Regions from separate parts of the Homo sapiens genome. Here region 1 is linked to region 2. The links are chromatin loops, found by intact Hi-C in ENCODE. Cell type or tissue: PC-9. All regions are shown on one strand.

What was found. A loop is a pair of places that touch in the nucleus more often than their neighbours do. Peaks named below come from ENCODE experiments on the same cell type or tissue, not always from the same donor. Only the 100,000 strongest peaks of a DNase experiment are listed, where the experiment ranks them.
Region 1: a loop joins it to region 2, with 7 times the contacts of the local background. A loop is called at or near these places in 1 of 110 quality-filtered maps.

Annotation. Positions count from the first base shown.
Region 1 is chr9:115,288,710-115,296,709 of GRCh38, reverse strand. It overlaps DELEC1 (deleted in esophageal cancer 1), which reads right to left. Exons shown (of 8, transcript NR_163556.2): 3 at 4,774-4,928. Among named protein-coding and RNA genes, the nearest start is that of DELEC1, 150 kb to the right of the region's middle. In PC-9, no CTCF peak of the experiment used is centred here; a DNase peak (open chromatin) is centred at 4,749.
Region 2 is chr9:115,368,515-115,376,514 of GRCh38, reverse strand. The region is part of intron 4 of DELEC1 (deleted in esophageal cancer 1); the gene reads right to left. Among named protein-coding and RNA genes, the nearest start is that of DELEC1, 230 kb to the right of the region's middle. RefSeq lists an enhancer at 2,422-3,621. In PC-9, no CTCF peak of the experiment used is centred here; DNase peaks (open chromatin) are centred at 2,944, 3,364 and 3,674; H3K4me3 peaks cover 583 bases; H3K27ac peaks cover 3,168 bases.

The DNA.
Region 1 (8,000 bases), 80 kb after region 2:
TGTTTACATTGCAAAAATTGGCTTTATAACCTGCCATAAATTTCTTTTAAATAATTAAGCCCACACAAAACCGTATTCCACAAAAGGGATAAACCACATATATAAATAATTGTATATGTATGCATTATTTTCCCCCAAGGATAGCTTATTAAACTTTAATGAACCCTAAAACAGATAAAACCAAAAATGTCCTTTTTAACACAGCCCTAGTTACTAGGTATTCCCAGATTTACTCAACTAGCCCACGGGACATCTCAGAAAGACCCTTAGGTTTTGCAGAATTAGCAAAAGAAAGGAATTGCCAGTTCTGTACATTATGGAAAGTTGGCAATGGAAGAAAACAGGGAACATTCTGAGCCCATTCCTAATTTTTCGGATCAGGAACTGATTACAAAAGAAAAGAAATACCTCACCCACAGTCATAGAGAGCTCATGAATGGATCATCTACCACAAAGAGTATGGATCCAAGAATGGATCATCTACCTCCAAGAATAAATTCTTCTTTCCCTCCTCCCCTCTGTCCCCCGCAAAAAATCAGAAACATGCCTGAAGATGTAAAGTGAAATTCACCTGGAGAAGACACAGAAGCTGTTAGGTTCACGGAGGGGAACTACCTGACTCTCTGAAAAGGCTGTAAGAGACCAGGTCATCCTCCACCAAGCGGCAGGCAGCCTGCACTCTCAGAGCTGCCAGGACCTCACACTATTCATTACTCCCTTCTGAAGCACTTTCCAGACCTACACTGGACTTGACTTCCTGACAGGTTGTATATTGTTTCCACCTCTGAGCTCAGGGTTCATTTTTCTCTCATTTATGGCCCTGCTTTATCCTCTGGTAAAACATTAGCCATATTTCTCTTGTTTTGCCTGATTCAACCCAGGCTATAAGGCTATATATTGCACACCTTCCCTTTGGGCAGCCCACTAGACTTTTACCTTCTGAGCAGGACTCTGGCAAGACTGAGAGCAACTCTTTCCTACAAGACCAGATTTCTGCACTACACAAAGAAGAGGTTCAGACTCTTCTTGCCTCATTCCTAGGGTACACTCATTTGCTAAATTTTGCCCTCACAGCTAGAAGCGTTGGCATCCTCAACCTCACAACCCGATGATACACCCGAACACACATAAATTTGGGTGTCTCTGACTCCACTGGTGGGATCTGCTTTTATACTAATAATTAATATCACTTGGCACTTACAAAAGATCTGTCAGCTTTGAAAATGTCTCCCAAGTACATATTAATTGAACAGACTTGCCAGCTCAAAATATTTTCACTCTACCTCCCAAGCCTCTGGGTATTTATCTAAGCTACACCCATGCCCCATGTAGAACTTTCAGCATTAACTCTGACTTGAGAAGCTGACAAGAGCTCAGGAAATCCCAGTTTATCAAGCTTGCCGCTTGGACCTCCACAGATTGTCTAAGCCATGTATCTAAGCCTTCAGTAAGGTCCCAAAGGAGGGCTGTTTCCAGGATCCATGAAAAGAAAATTAATTGAGTATTTTGTTATTGTAAGAGATGACGTATATAGAATTTTAAATTCACAATAATTGTGATCCAAAACCCAGAACTCCCACTGGGAAAAATATCTAACCTTGTAGCCCCAGGTATTTCATAGATAAAATAGAGATAATAATACCTAAATTAGTTCTTATGAGAATGAAAGATAAAGAATCTGATGGTGTCATGGTAAATAACTGGCACATAGTAGATAACACTGATTGATCTTTTAATTTTTTTTTTTTTTTTTGAGACAGGTTCTCTGTCACTCAAGCTACAATGCAATATCTCCATCATGGCTCACTGCAGCCTCAACCTCCTGGGCTAAAGTGATCCTCCTACCTCAGCCTCCCAAGGAGCTGGAACTACAGGCACATGCCACCACACTTGGATAATTTTTAATTTTTTTTCTTTTTTTGTAGAAACAGAGTTTCGCCATGTTGCCCAAGCAGGTCTCGAACTCCTGGACTCAAGCAGTCCTCCTGCCTTAGCCTCCCAAAGTGTTGAGGTTACAGGCATGAGCCACTGTATCTGGGCCATTTAATCTTTTACATACTATTAACTTACAAAATTCTGTGAGTCAGGTCTAATTACTACCACCAGTTTAAAGATGGAGAAACTGTGGTATAGAGAGATTAACATGTACCAGACCCCATAGAAATAGGTGGGGTGCTGAGATTGAAGCCTGGACAATCTGGCTCCAGAGCCTGATCTCTGAACCACCATGCTGTCCTGTCCCTTGAGAGTAGTTGGCAGGTATCAGTGCTGCCATAGCATCAGTGAGGATGGCCAAGCCCTTCCGGGATCCAGGTGAGGATGCAGCCTATTGTCTGCTACTCTATGCCTTGCCCTTTGGTGATTTTCTTGAATTTGGAGACATAAAATCTTATGTGGGCTTTATATTTTCTAGTAGTTATAATCATAATAGTAAACAACTATTAGAAAGCATTTTTCTCATAGTTTCTTTGTTTTTTGGTACTTTTTGGTCATTTGTGGAAAGAAAAAACTGGATACAGGCAATCAGAGTTGAGTCTCAGCTCTATCTCTCCTCTTCTACCTCCTCTGTGGAAATTGTTTTCACATTTGTAAAAATGGGGTCATAACATCTTAACTCAAGGGAGTGCTGAAAACGAAAAAGATGATAAGGTTCTTTGTTAACTCAAAAGTTCTCAAAGTTCTTCGCAGTGTTATTTGGGACAACTTCTAACACAGTAATTTACTGACAGAAATGTGAAGTGGACATGAGCATTCCACAAAATTTTAACCTCATGGAAACCTGCATTTATCTAAGCTGCCTGTAAACTGGTCGTTCTGTCTTTTTGTCTTCTTTGGCAGAAATACTGCCATCTTCAAATTGCTCGATTAACCTGTTCGGCAGTAGTGATCATTGCCAGATCCTGTACGCAGCTGCAAAAACATGAAGATGCATAGAAAACAAACCCCATGAGGGAACACCCCACCATATGATAAATGCAATGATGACAGAATTGTTGTTCAGAAAACAGTGATTAACTCTTAGGCCAGAGAAGACTTCACTGAGAAGGCAGACTTCTGGGCTGGATTTTAATGACTGGCAGGTTGGATGATGACTGGGGATGATGGTGAGGGTCCAGGTTCCCAGTGGAAGGAACAGAGGATGGGAAGCCATATAGGAATCAAGCATCATAATGTGATGGGGCAACTGCTGATACTGACACTTTATGATGCTGGGGCAGTGGACACAGCTAGATCTGGAAAGGCCTCATGTGCCAAACTCAGCAGCTTGGAATTACATTTCCTTCTGTATACAGAATGTGCAGAAATGTTATGTTGCCTCTAGATCCTAATAGTTGCTGGCCCCCTAAACCTGGTTCTCTGAGCAAGACACATCTCCCCTCCACTTCCCCTCTGGCATCCCTACCACCACTACCACCCACAAGCTACCTGAAGTACTTATAGCAGCAGAGAGTGGGAGCTGCTCCACAGAGCAATGGAAAAATAAGTTGCTGAAAGGTTTATTTCCCTGCTTGGAATATTTTTACAAAGGAAATCCACAAGGCTTGTCACCACACACTCAACTATTTTTAAGCTTCCTGACCAGATCCTCTAGATAGGCCCTTTGGGGACAGTAAGTAGCGGCAGCGAGGTAGGAGTTGCTCTTGGCTTTGGGTACATTGGGTCTTCTGGGAGCCCTGGGATTTGGTTTGGCCAGAGAACATTTCTGGGGGAGGCAGCAGGAATGAAGTGAAAGCAATCAGCCCCCTTTTCTGTGTGCTTTATTTTTCCATGACCACCAGGAACCCTACCCCTTCACAGAAGCTGCCAAGAGAAATGAGGCTGGAATTTCACCTCCCTCAATACCCCCATGTGATGGATCAGGCCACAGATAAAGGGGCTTTAATTGGTTTTATACCATAAGCTAGACCTGGGTCATGACTCAGCTAAGTAGATTCCTCCTGTTCTCCCACACTGACCAAGGCCTCAACCAGATGGGGATGGTGGGCGGGTGGCTGAAAAGTCAGAAAGGGCAAGGCTGTGGGGGTGACAGGTCATCCTCAGAATTTCTGACAATGGTGCTTCTCAGCTAATGGCTCACAGAGGGGAGGGGAATTCTCAGCTAAAGAGGTCCCAACGCCAGTCCAAATACAAGATAAAGTAAAAACTATCCAGGGTTGTCTGGAAACTAAGGTTGACTTAGTCACATTTTATCTAAATAGTGGTGAAGTGTGGCTGTTTACAAAACATAAGACATGACAATGCATCTATCATGCAAAGCTGGAAGAGTCTTCAGATCAAATTGGTGCAATAATTTCTATTAATAGCTTATCTGCACATTTAACAGGGTTTACGAGGTGCTTGTCACACTGCTTCCTCCAATAACTTGGTTCAGAGTATAACAATGGCATTGTCCTCATTTTACACATGAAGCAACCTATGAGAACATCTGAATGTAGCAAAGGAAATACAAGATACAGCTCTTCTGCATCCTAGACAAGATGTTATAAATATATATGTTACATAGTAAGTGGAAAACTGTTAAAGACTTTGTTAAGTAATAGAACTGCAATGACTAAGATTCCCCTGAAGCTCAGAGAATGAAATAAATTGCCTAATGAAACAAAATCTATAAATAGGATTTCAAACTAAGTCTGTCTGGCACAAAATGTGTGGCTTTTTTTCCTCCTTGCTATAGTGTTCTTCATACTCCTTTACTTCTGTTTACATTCCAACTTAATGTGTGATCCGCCCGCCCGGCATGCTTTTGAAGATTGGAGGGATAGAGGTGCTTACCTGCTCTGGGCATGTTTCTTATCAGCTCTTCCTCTTCATTCCTGTTCCCAGCTCCCAGTCAATTGCTCTGGCCACCTTGCCACTACCCCCAAGGCTGTTCTAGCTGATTTTTTCTGCAAGCCTCACCCACACAAGTCAGTTGTATGCACAAGGATCTGCAATAACAAAAGGACATTATGACACATGAAACAATTTAAAATTAGGGGGCAGGTATTATTATTCTAATAGGTCAGGGGCCATTGCCCTCCTTAGGGAGATATTTCTCTGTCAATCCCTGCTTACCACAGTGTTCTTGGGACCTTCTCTTTCCCCTTGCTTCTCGTCCTCAGTTTCAGGGCCCCAATCAACCATATTTGGTATGTTGGCATTTTGACTAGACAATGAAAATTACCTCACTTTATTAAGCAACCACTTTAGAGTTTTTTGCCGCATTACCTCTCCCTCCAAATCTCCATTTCTATTCAGAAATGAGCAATTTCAATCTGTGACTTTTCTGTAAGAACAAGAAAATCTTTTTCAGAGGCCCCCAGAAAGTGTAACTATTGAGTCCCATCTCTACTCCTAAACCAGTCACTGGCAAAGGGAATGGCCAAGAGACCAAAGAGGATTTTATCCCAGAACAGGGAGCAGAGTTACTCTCCCCTTAACCTGGGGAAGCAGTTACATCTGAAAAAGATTGGAGCAGTACACACAAGAAAATGAGGAGAACACATTTAGTGTATGTATATTTCTCGTTAACTGTTGTAACAATCCACAAATCACAGTAGCTTTGGGTGTTTTCAGCTTTTGACATTACATTTATTTACAGACTTTCTAAGTTCAGAGAAGCAAGTGAACAAAGGCATATGTTGATGATTTTGAGTTTATATAAAGTGAAATATATAAATCCCAATATAATTTGAAAACATACATCTTAGGCATCTTTTATTTTCATGGATAAAAATGACTTTTCTTCCTACAGTTAAACTTTTATGTATCTTACAAAAGTTTCTTACTTACTCAGAGTCTGACATCAGCTAAGTAGCAGTCTTGAATAACTCTCCTCAAGCAGTCATCCAGCCATCTAGACCCCTTCCATCTTATGTTTCTACCATCTCCAAGCCTCCTCTTCCAGCTGCAGGGGTGCAGGAAGGAGTCGAAGAGTTGAGGGGAGTCACACTTGATACTTAACTACCTCCCTCAGAAGTGACCACATTACTTCTACTCTCAGTCCATTGGTCAGAAATAGTCACATGGTCAGCTCAAGTGCAAGGGAGACTGGGAAATGCCAAAGAGCACATGGGTATCAGTAAGCACTAGCAGCTCATGGCACAGTGAATGTCGCACAGAGCCAAGAATGTGCTTCCTTCAGCAAGTGAGTTATCTAATCTCAGTTGCTACCCTTAACAATACAAAAAAAGTGATCAGAAGTTCTGGAGTTACAATCTTAAATCTTCAACTGTTCCATACCAAATATTTAGGCTTGGTTCGATGTACAACACCTGTTCTTCCTTCCTGGCTCAACCCCTTTCCCCAAGCATTTACTTAAGATACAAATGATGATGTGGTGGGCATAAGGTTTTTTTTTTTTTTTTTTTTTTTTTTTTTTTTTTTTGTGTGTGTGTGTGTGTGTGTGTGTGTGTGTGTGTGTGTGTGTGTGTGTTTTCAGCATTGCCTGAAGAAAACACCAAGGGTTAATTTATTTTTCTTATTACTCACCCATCTCCCTTTATCTCTGTTGAGTTTAATACCCCTACACAAGTTATCTCTAACAAATCTTTGTCTCAGGATTCCATCTCACTAAGTTAAGAAAAAATTCCCTAAGCTGTCTTTTTGCAATAAAAACTCTTCCTTTTCATCCTTTTTTCTCTATTTTGGCAGGCAACCAAGAATTATGTCATAGCCTTGTGGTGTGGGTCTCCTTGACTGAGGCTTGCTGGAGATGAAGCTTAGGATGAGGAAATTTGGATGGTTTCCAGCTGAATTCTATGGTTTTCTTCCTGTGGTAGCCATTTGCTTCTAGAAAATTCTAGGGAAATCCAGTGTGGGCTGTGGCTGACAGGAAGTTAAGGGTTCCAATTCTGTTGCCAGTAGAGAGTAGGTCTTGTTGCTTAGCCACAGTTAGTGCGTAGAAAGAAACAGGTCCTGTTGCTTTCTTCAAAGACCCAAATATATTACCAGCTGTCAGTACACATGGGAGGCCTAAGACCAAGAATTAGAAATAGATTGCAAGAAACAGCCTCTAACTGAAATGAGTTTTCCTCTAGTGGACTTTGAATTTTCCAAAATGACATTCTTAATACTTCTCTGTCGTAATTAAAGCTGTCATTTGGCCTCAATATCAGGCTAAAGTTAAGAGTCAAGAGACTTGAATTTTTACCTAGTTCTGCTATGAACTAGTTCTGGGATCTTGAGCAAATAGACCACTCTCTGAGTCTGTTCCATCACTGACTATTAGATGAACTTTAGGGTCCTTTACAATGTAGAGGAACACGTCTAATTTATCTTTGTGTCCCAGCACTTAGCACCTGATCTGTTATGCAATAGTATCCTTAATCACTGTGAGCTGATGAATGAATGAGATCTATTGATTTTTTTTCTTCTTATATCTTCTAATGGAGCAAAATGATCATAAATCATTACATTTCTATTATATAAATTCATGCAGATTCCACATGTTATTCTCATATGGTTGATAGTCATATACATTGTATAATGTAAATAATTTTAACTGCAGATAATTCAGAAGGTTTAATAATTGTGCTTTAAATACAAACTTAATGTGATTCTCACAGTAGAGAGTCTCCATTTCTGCTAGCCTCAGAGTATCACAACCATCTCACACTAATTTTGTCACAAAAATAAAATTAGATTCTTTAGTGTACATACTCACAAAGTAATTTTTCTTTCCTTGAAATAATGTGACTTAAAATACGTAGAGATTGGTTGTATGATTTTTTTTTTTTTTTTAATATGTGGAGTCTTGCTCTGTCGCCCAGGCTGGAGTGCAGCGGCGCCATCTCGGCTCACTGCAAGCTCCACCTCCTGGGTTCACGCCATTCTCCTGCCTCAGTCTCCTGAGTAGCTGGGACTACAGGCGCCCGCCACCACGCCCGGCTATTTTTTTTTTGTATTTTTAGTAGAGATCGGGTTTCACCGTGTTAGCCAGGATGGTCTCGATCTCCTGACCTCATGATCCACCTGTCTCGGCCTCCCAAAGAGCTGGGATTACAGGCGTAATCCCACCG
Region 2 (8,000 bases):
ATTTTTATTTTATTAATAATACTAATAAAAGCTGTCACTCAATAGTGTCAATAAACTATGTTAAACAATTTTTACATTATATAATTTTTTTCACATTATATGACATTATGTGATTAAATTTTATAACAATCTGGGTGAATCATATGTTAGTATTCCTGCTAAAAATTTTAAATTAAGAGGTAACTGATGTGGTTGACTTTGTGTCCCCACCCAAATCTCATCTTGAATTATAATCCCCATAATCCCCACATGTCAAGGGACAAATCAGGTAGAAGTAATTGGATCTTGGGGGCAGTTTCCCCCACGCTGTTCTTGTAATAATGAGTGAGTTCTTCCAAGATCTGATGGTTTTATAAATGTTTGGTAGTTCCTCCTGCATTCATTCTCCCTTCTGCCACCTTGTGAAGAAGGTGCCTTGCTTCCCCTTTGCCTTCTACCATGATTTCTAAGTTTCCTGAGGCCTCTGCAGCCATGCTGTACTACCAGTCAATTAAACCTCTTTCCTTTCTAAATTACCCAGTCTCAAGCAGTTCTTTATAGCAGTGTGAGAACAGACTAATACAGTAACTGTCATAGATTAATTGACCCAAAGTTTAAACCCAGGTCCATCGAGACCAAAGTTGAGTGCTTTGTCACCACCATCTTTCCTCTCCTAGAGGAGGATAATGTGACAGCAGAACTTGATGGGGAGGTCAAATTCTGGTTGAGATTGGCAGCAGAGTGGGCTGCTAACTCCCTGGATGGACTATGACAATGTCCTTCCCTTCCAGCTATTTTGGTTGACTTTGAAACCCCTCATATTTCTAACAACACGTGAAACTTTGAGTTAACTCTAGGATCACGCTGGTGGAAAGGCATAATAGTTTCTGGCATTGTGTGGCCCTTCAGAAAAGGATAAATTTCTATAATAAATAGGACCATATATTTTTCTAACTGAGAAAAATTTGAGAATAAAAGGTATTATCATTAATATTTACACCTAGACATTGGGCAAAAGCCATGACTGTTCTGGGCAAACTAAGAAGTATGATCATCATAGTTATTATATGCTTATCTCTCCAAATTCACAGCCACTAGCTGAATGTGTTCAAGAATATGAAAAACAAGTGCTGTTAGAGAAAAGACAAAATGAAGGTGGGGAAAGGGGCCTCTTGAATGCACCAAAGTTAGCATTATTGCCAGATCAATATGAAAGGAGTGTGGAGAAAAAGCTATGCAGTGAAAGGAGACACATATAAAGAAAGATAATAAAAAAAATTTCCACCTTTCCCATTGTGCATTAAGTTTGACCTTGTACCGTCGATCTATTCATTATGGTGACACATGCTAAGAGCAAGATTTTTCAAGTTCTTCGTAATTCTATCCCTAGGCATTGCAACCATTACTAGCACAACTGTGGTATACCTTTCTCTTTGAACAAAGAGTCTGCGGACAAATGTGTCAGCTACAGGCATGTCATAGCTTATATCAGAAATATAAGGTGACAGCTAACCATATTCCAAACAGTCCCCCAAGCCATAAGGCCACAGAGAACATGCCTCCACTGGATTCTAAAGCTGACTTGCCATGAGTTTGATCATTAACTGTGGCTTATGAATTGCTGCTTCAGCCTTTTTTATTCAAGGTGACAGCTCCCTTTTTTAAAAAAGGTGAATTCTTAGCAGCAAGGATACACAGATGCTCTCTGCATCTTTTCCCTCCTCTCAGCCATCCTGTGGAGAATGAAGTACACATATTAGGGGAATGAAGTGGGTCCAATCTTGTATTAGGAATTGAGAATTCAATGATGAATTAGACATGGTTTTTGCTTTGGGGGAAATTCATCCTCATTTGATGAAACAAATAGGTTTATAGGAAATTCAATATATCATTGTCATTTTGCCAAAATTTATTTTATGCCAGGCATTACACAAATATCTCAGTGAATCTTACTACCAATCTAATAAGGTAGGTTTTGTTGCCCCAATTTATAGATCACATGTTCTGGGTCACAGAGCCAAGATCTCAACAAAAGTCTGTCTCATTCTGCACTCACTCGACTGTTCACAGTCTCCAATGGCTTCCCATTTTACTCATGGGAGAAGCCAAAGTCCTCACTGTGACCTAAATGACCCTATTTTTGTTTGCCATATTTACAGGATTTCCCCCAGTCTGAACACATGATAGAACTGTACTTCCTGCTTCCATATTTTAGGTCAATCCAACTAATCAGTTCATTCCAATGAATGATGTGTGGAAATAATGTGCATCAATTTCAGGCTGAGCATTGCTTCCCCAAGGTGAGACCCAGCAGAAATCTCTTTTTATTTTTTCCCCTATAATAGCACAGATATTCGTTGCTCTATAGTCAGAGTCCTAGAGCAAGGAAGACAGTGAAGTTGTGGGAGCAGAGGCCCCTTCTGGCCCACGATGAAAATTAGGCGAGTGGAAAAGTCACTGAGATTCCAGTTTGTTAATTATTGCATGTTGGCTGCCTAACCTCTCTTGATTGATAAAGCTGCTTTATTTTTTTTCTCTAACATATCACCACAGATCCTACTGTGTAGTTTACTTATTTATCATGGTATTTCCTGTCACCCACATGAGAATGTCAGCTCCATGAAGGCAAGGAGTAAGTTTAGCCAATTTTCTTCACTACTATATTCCCCATAGCAAGAACAGTGCATGGTTTGTTGTAGGAAATCAATAAGTCTTTGTTGAATAAATAGAATCAAGCTACCTCATTACATCTATGAGTGATAAGACAAAGTTATGTTTGGGAAGCTACTAAAACACACAAAAAGACTGATTCAAAATGAGGCTGGACTTGTGTCTTTCCCCCGTGTGACCCCAGTGTTTAGTGAGTGTCTGCATTGCGGGAACTCTATATATGATTGTTGAGCTGTTACAATGAAGAGCCTCTGCTGTGGCTTTTGTAACTAAATAACTCACCAGGCAAACATGCATTAATAATTACTCCACTCTCCTGGTGGTGAGACCTTCATCTATCACCCTGGAGGTCTTAGTCATGGCTTAGTCATGCCCAGTGACTCACCTCCATTCAGCTTTTCGCTTAGTGATGTTCCTCTCCTTTTTCTATAACCGTTTTCCTCCTTTCTGTTTTATTTTCTTTCCTTTTTCTTTTATTTTTAGAGATGGGGTCTCACCATATTGCCCAGGCTTGTCTCAAACTCCTAGGCTTAAGCAATCCTCCCATCTAGGCCTCCCAAAGTGCTGGTATTACAGGAGTGAGCCACCACACCTGGCCCTCCTTTCTCTTAATTCACACCCCATTCAGGTGTGTCTTGAATAGTCAGCCTCAAATGACTCTTAACCTCCTTTCAGGACAAAGCAACTCTTTTTGTTCCCTGTCACTAGAGGCATTTGTTCCAAATTGCAGCCTCAGGAAACTGCTGCAGGCAAACAGGTGGCGTATCTGTTGAAGGATCCTAAAGGAGATATACATTCTCTTCAAAATATCTTTGCACACTGGAAATAATGCTGACTTCTGCTTAGCTCTGAATGAACGTTCTTCTGAAGGATGTCTATTTGTTTGTCCAGGTGACATCTAAAGGACAAAGTTCCAAATCTGAACTTTCTTCTCCTGAAATCTTTTCCATTTTGGTGTTGACACCACTTTCAGGCACCCAAGCTCTCTTTGTAACCCAACTTGCAACCTTCACCTAAAGCAACAAAATCAAATGCCATCATGCTGTTGTCACCCCTTGTATCAGTCAGGGTTCTCCAGAGACCGAACCTACACTCACACTCACACACACACACATACACACACACACACACACACACACACACACACACACACACTTATCTTTAAGGAATTTTCTTACATGATTGTAGGGACTGATAAGTCTAAAATTTGGATGGCAAGCCAGTAAGCTAGAAATTCAAAATCTACAGAGCAGAGCAGGTCAGCAGACTGAAAACTCAAGTAGGATTTCCTCGTTACTCTTGAGGCAGAATTTCCTCTCTGAAAAACTTCAGTTTTATTTTTCAGGCCTTCAACTGATTGGATGAGACACATTGTCAAGAATAATATCGTTTATTTTAAGTCAACTGATTGTAAATGTTCATCGTGTCTACAAAATACTTTCACAGCAACATCTAAACTACTGTTTCACCAAACAACTGGGCACCATAGTTTAGCTAAATTGATACACAAAATTAACCATCACACCCTGCTGTGGAAGGTTTGCCTTCCCCCCAAATTCATATGTTGAAATTCTCATCCCCAATATGGTGGCATTAAGAGGTGAGACCTATGGGAGGTAATTAGGTCATAAGGGTGGAATCCCCTTGAACAAGGTTAGTGCCTTTAAAAAAAAAAAAAGAGATGAGAGAGCTTGCTTTTCCTCTCTCTGTTCTCCACTATGTGAGCATACAGAGAGAGAAGATGGCCATCTATGAACCAGGAAGCAGGTTTTTGCCAGATGCAAACCTGCAAGGATCTTCATCTTAGACTTCCAGCCTCCAGATAGGAGGCTGGAAGATATATGATAAATAAGTGTGGGTTCTTTAAGCCACCCATCTATGGTACTTTGTTATAGAAGTCCAAACTAACTAAGACACACCTCTATATCCTTTACTCTACAGCAGACATTATTAATCAATCACTACCTTTTCCTAGATAAGTTCAGATGAAGTTTCATAATTTCTTTCATGATAGCACTAATGCCAGCCATTATTAATTGGTCAAATCTGGGATGTGGGTTGGAACTCATCTCTGGCTTGTACTTCTAAAAGTAAGTCTAATCATTTGTCTTTCTTGCTTAATGGTTCCTCATTGCCTAAGATTCCATGTCACAAAATATTAGTCTTACAAGATAGTCTACCAAAAAGAGATTCTGTGATCGAAAAGGTTTATTATAATTGATACATCGTGCCTCCCTCTAAAAATCGAAATCCTGTGGAACCGAGGCAATTAAAATTTGATAACGCAGTTTTTCCAAAATCTACTTGACTACTCAAATCATTCTTCATATTTTACTCACTAACATTCTGAAAAATACATTTTGGAAAATGCTTGTCACTAAAGGCCTTTCCAGATCTGGTATCAACTATCTTTCCAAACCAATCTCTTTTGTTTCTTGTTTGTTTATGTTTTGTTTGAGACAGAGTCTCGGTGTGTCGCCGAGGCTGGAGTGCAGTGGCACAATCAGGGCTCACTGCAACCTCTGCCTCCCGGGTTCAAGTGATTCTCCTGCCTCAGCCTCCCAAGTAGCTGGGATTACAGGCACACATCACCATGCCCAGCTAATTTTTGTATTTTTAGTAGAGATGGGGTTTTGCCATGTTGGCCAGGCTGGCCTCTAACTCCTGACCTAAGGTGATCCACCAGCCTCAGCCTCCCAAAGTGCTGGGATTACAGGCGTGAGCCACCATGCCCGACCCCAAACCAATCTCTTTTGAATCAAAGTGTTCCATGAATACCCTCTACACTACCTTCATCCTGCATGTCCCTCAACTTCTTAAATTAAATGATTCTGCAACACCTATGTTCATATTCCTTGTGGCAGAAACAATGCTATGTGCTCAATTAAGCTCTGTTTTCTCCCTGGGCCTACAGGAAGAAGACATTTCCCATCCTTCTTTCAGTTGTGTTGGGGCCATGTGACTTGTCTGTCCACTGAGATGTAAATGAAATGAAGTAAACCACTTCCAGGCCTGGCTCCTCTACTTTCCACTTGATCCTCCATTCCCTCCCTCTCTGTCTCTCTCTCTCTCTCTCTCTTCTCTAACCAGGTGGCTAGAAACATAGGACTCTCAAAGGGTAGAGCCACATGATACAAGAAGCCTATATCCTGAGTGACATCATAGATGAGAGCACTGCCTCACCCCAACAAAGAGTGAAGAAGAAATTCTTGTTGTGTTAAAGCCACTGATACTTTGGGGGTGTCACAGGAGCTAGTGTTAATCATCCTGACTATTGCAATCTTCCATAAAGCCTTATGGAAAATACTTATAGTCTTTACATTCAAAGTTTTGGATAAGACTTATGCCTTAGCTAGAATAGACTTCTCCTTTTTCAAATTTCCATCATAATTTAACCCACTCATAACACTTATCACTTTCTATTTTTCATTAGCATGTTTGATGTTGCTGTTGTATCTCTATTTCTAGACTTAGAGCTTCTTGAGAGCAAGATATATACCTATTTGATCTCTGCATCCCTTCACCTCACTTTGAAGAGTAAATTGTACATAATAATTGTTAATCTTTATTGAATACAAGATGCCATCAAGATTATTTATATTCTAATAGCAAATTTCATCATGGTAAGAAAAAGCTGTAAGTCTTAAAAAGACTTAGGAGCTATAGCAATGGGACTCTGTTGCCAAATTTGACATACTGACTAAATTGTGTCTCACTCACCCCTGTATAATTCCTTGGTACCTCTTTATGTAGAAAGCCAAACTGAAAAGTAGAAAATGCACAGATTTTGGAATTAGAGAGAACTTGGCTGAATCCCAATTCTTTCACTTGTTGCTCTTTGATTTGGGAAAAATGTTTTTACACTTCTAAGCCTCAGTTTCCTTATCTTAAAATCAGAGATCAATCCCCATCTCATGAGACTGCCATGTGGATTAAATAAAACCTTGAATTTAAAGTGCCCAATAGAGGGACTGGCACATGAGAAAGTGCTCAGCAAATGGCAACTCCCTCCGCCAGGGCTTGGAAAAGCTGTAGCTGCTGACATGTCAGCAGGGGCCATCCTGGCCAGGGAAGTTCGCCAAAGCCCTAAAGGAAACTGGATGGCTTTTAAAGCAAAGTTGATTAAATATGATTTTGCAGCTCCTGCTGAGAGACGAGCTGCAAGGGAACAGCTGTGTTGTTTTATTGGGGAATCAAGGATTGAATGCCATATGAAGTCCTCTTTAAAAGAATCTAAAACAAGTTATTGATGCTACTGAGCAGTTTGTTCAGTAAATGAAGTATGCTCTCAAAGAGCCATGGCTAAATGGTGAGGTCAGGACAAAAAGTAAATAACGGTTTTCTTTCCTCATTGGTCCTAACAGATTAAAGCATACATATATCAGTGTGTCTGCCTGTGTCAGGCTGAGCCAATTCAACAATGATGCAACTCTATTACTCAGTGGAAAAATGACCAATTAGAGCAAAGAGTCTCCTAATCTTTTACATAAACATGTTGGAAATGGGAGTCCCTGGTTGGCAATTCGAAATGGGCAAGTAATGACATATTCCTGTAACAACCGTTATTCTTTATTTGGAAGTGGTGATGGAGAATGGAAGGTTTACGAAGTGGAGACATAACTGTTGTAGATTTGTTTTCTCTGTGTGAGTGTCAGGGAAACATGGCAGAAACTGTATTAAAGAGACCTGGGTTCAAGTCCTGGCTTGTCCACTGTGTCAGGAGGTGAATCCATTTCCCTCTCTCAGTCTTGGTTTCCCTGCATGACAGAAAATTGCACCAGGCAACCAACCTGTAAGCCCTTCCTGCATTTCCACTAAGCTTAACATCTTAAGATTCGTTTTTTTTTTTTTACATTCCTTGAGCTTGTGGGAAGAAATAAAATAGTTACATATGAGGTGGGATTGGGAGACTTAGTTTAAGAAGGAGCATTTAGTCTGGAAAGAAAATAATGAGAACATTTAGTTCAGTTCTCCATTAAAAGATAATTGTCAAATTTGAAGTAACCAAATGGAACAAAGAGATGATGGTTTTATTGAACTTTTCTGTTCTCATCAAAGTTATTATTCATAATTTCCTATATAAGCATAGAACATAGCAGGAAAGACTCTCAAACAAACCTCACAAATCCTGCCTCCTCCAATGACAAAAGCCAGCATTTATTTTGCCCTTGGTATGCGCAGGCACTATGCTAAGTGATTTTTAAATTTTATTTTATTTTTCCTCATCATAGCTGTAAGGAAGTAGAGGTTACTATTCTCATTTCCCTAATTTAGAGACAGGAAATCAGTTGCCCAAGGTCATGAAGTTGGGGATAGCATTGGAAAGCAAAGACAGCTCCTTCTGTTTTTCT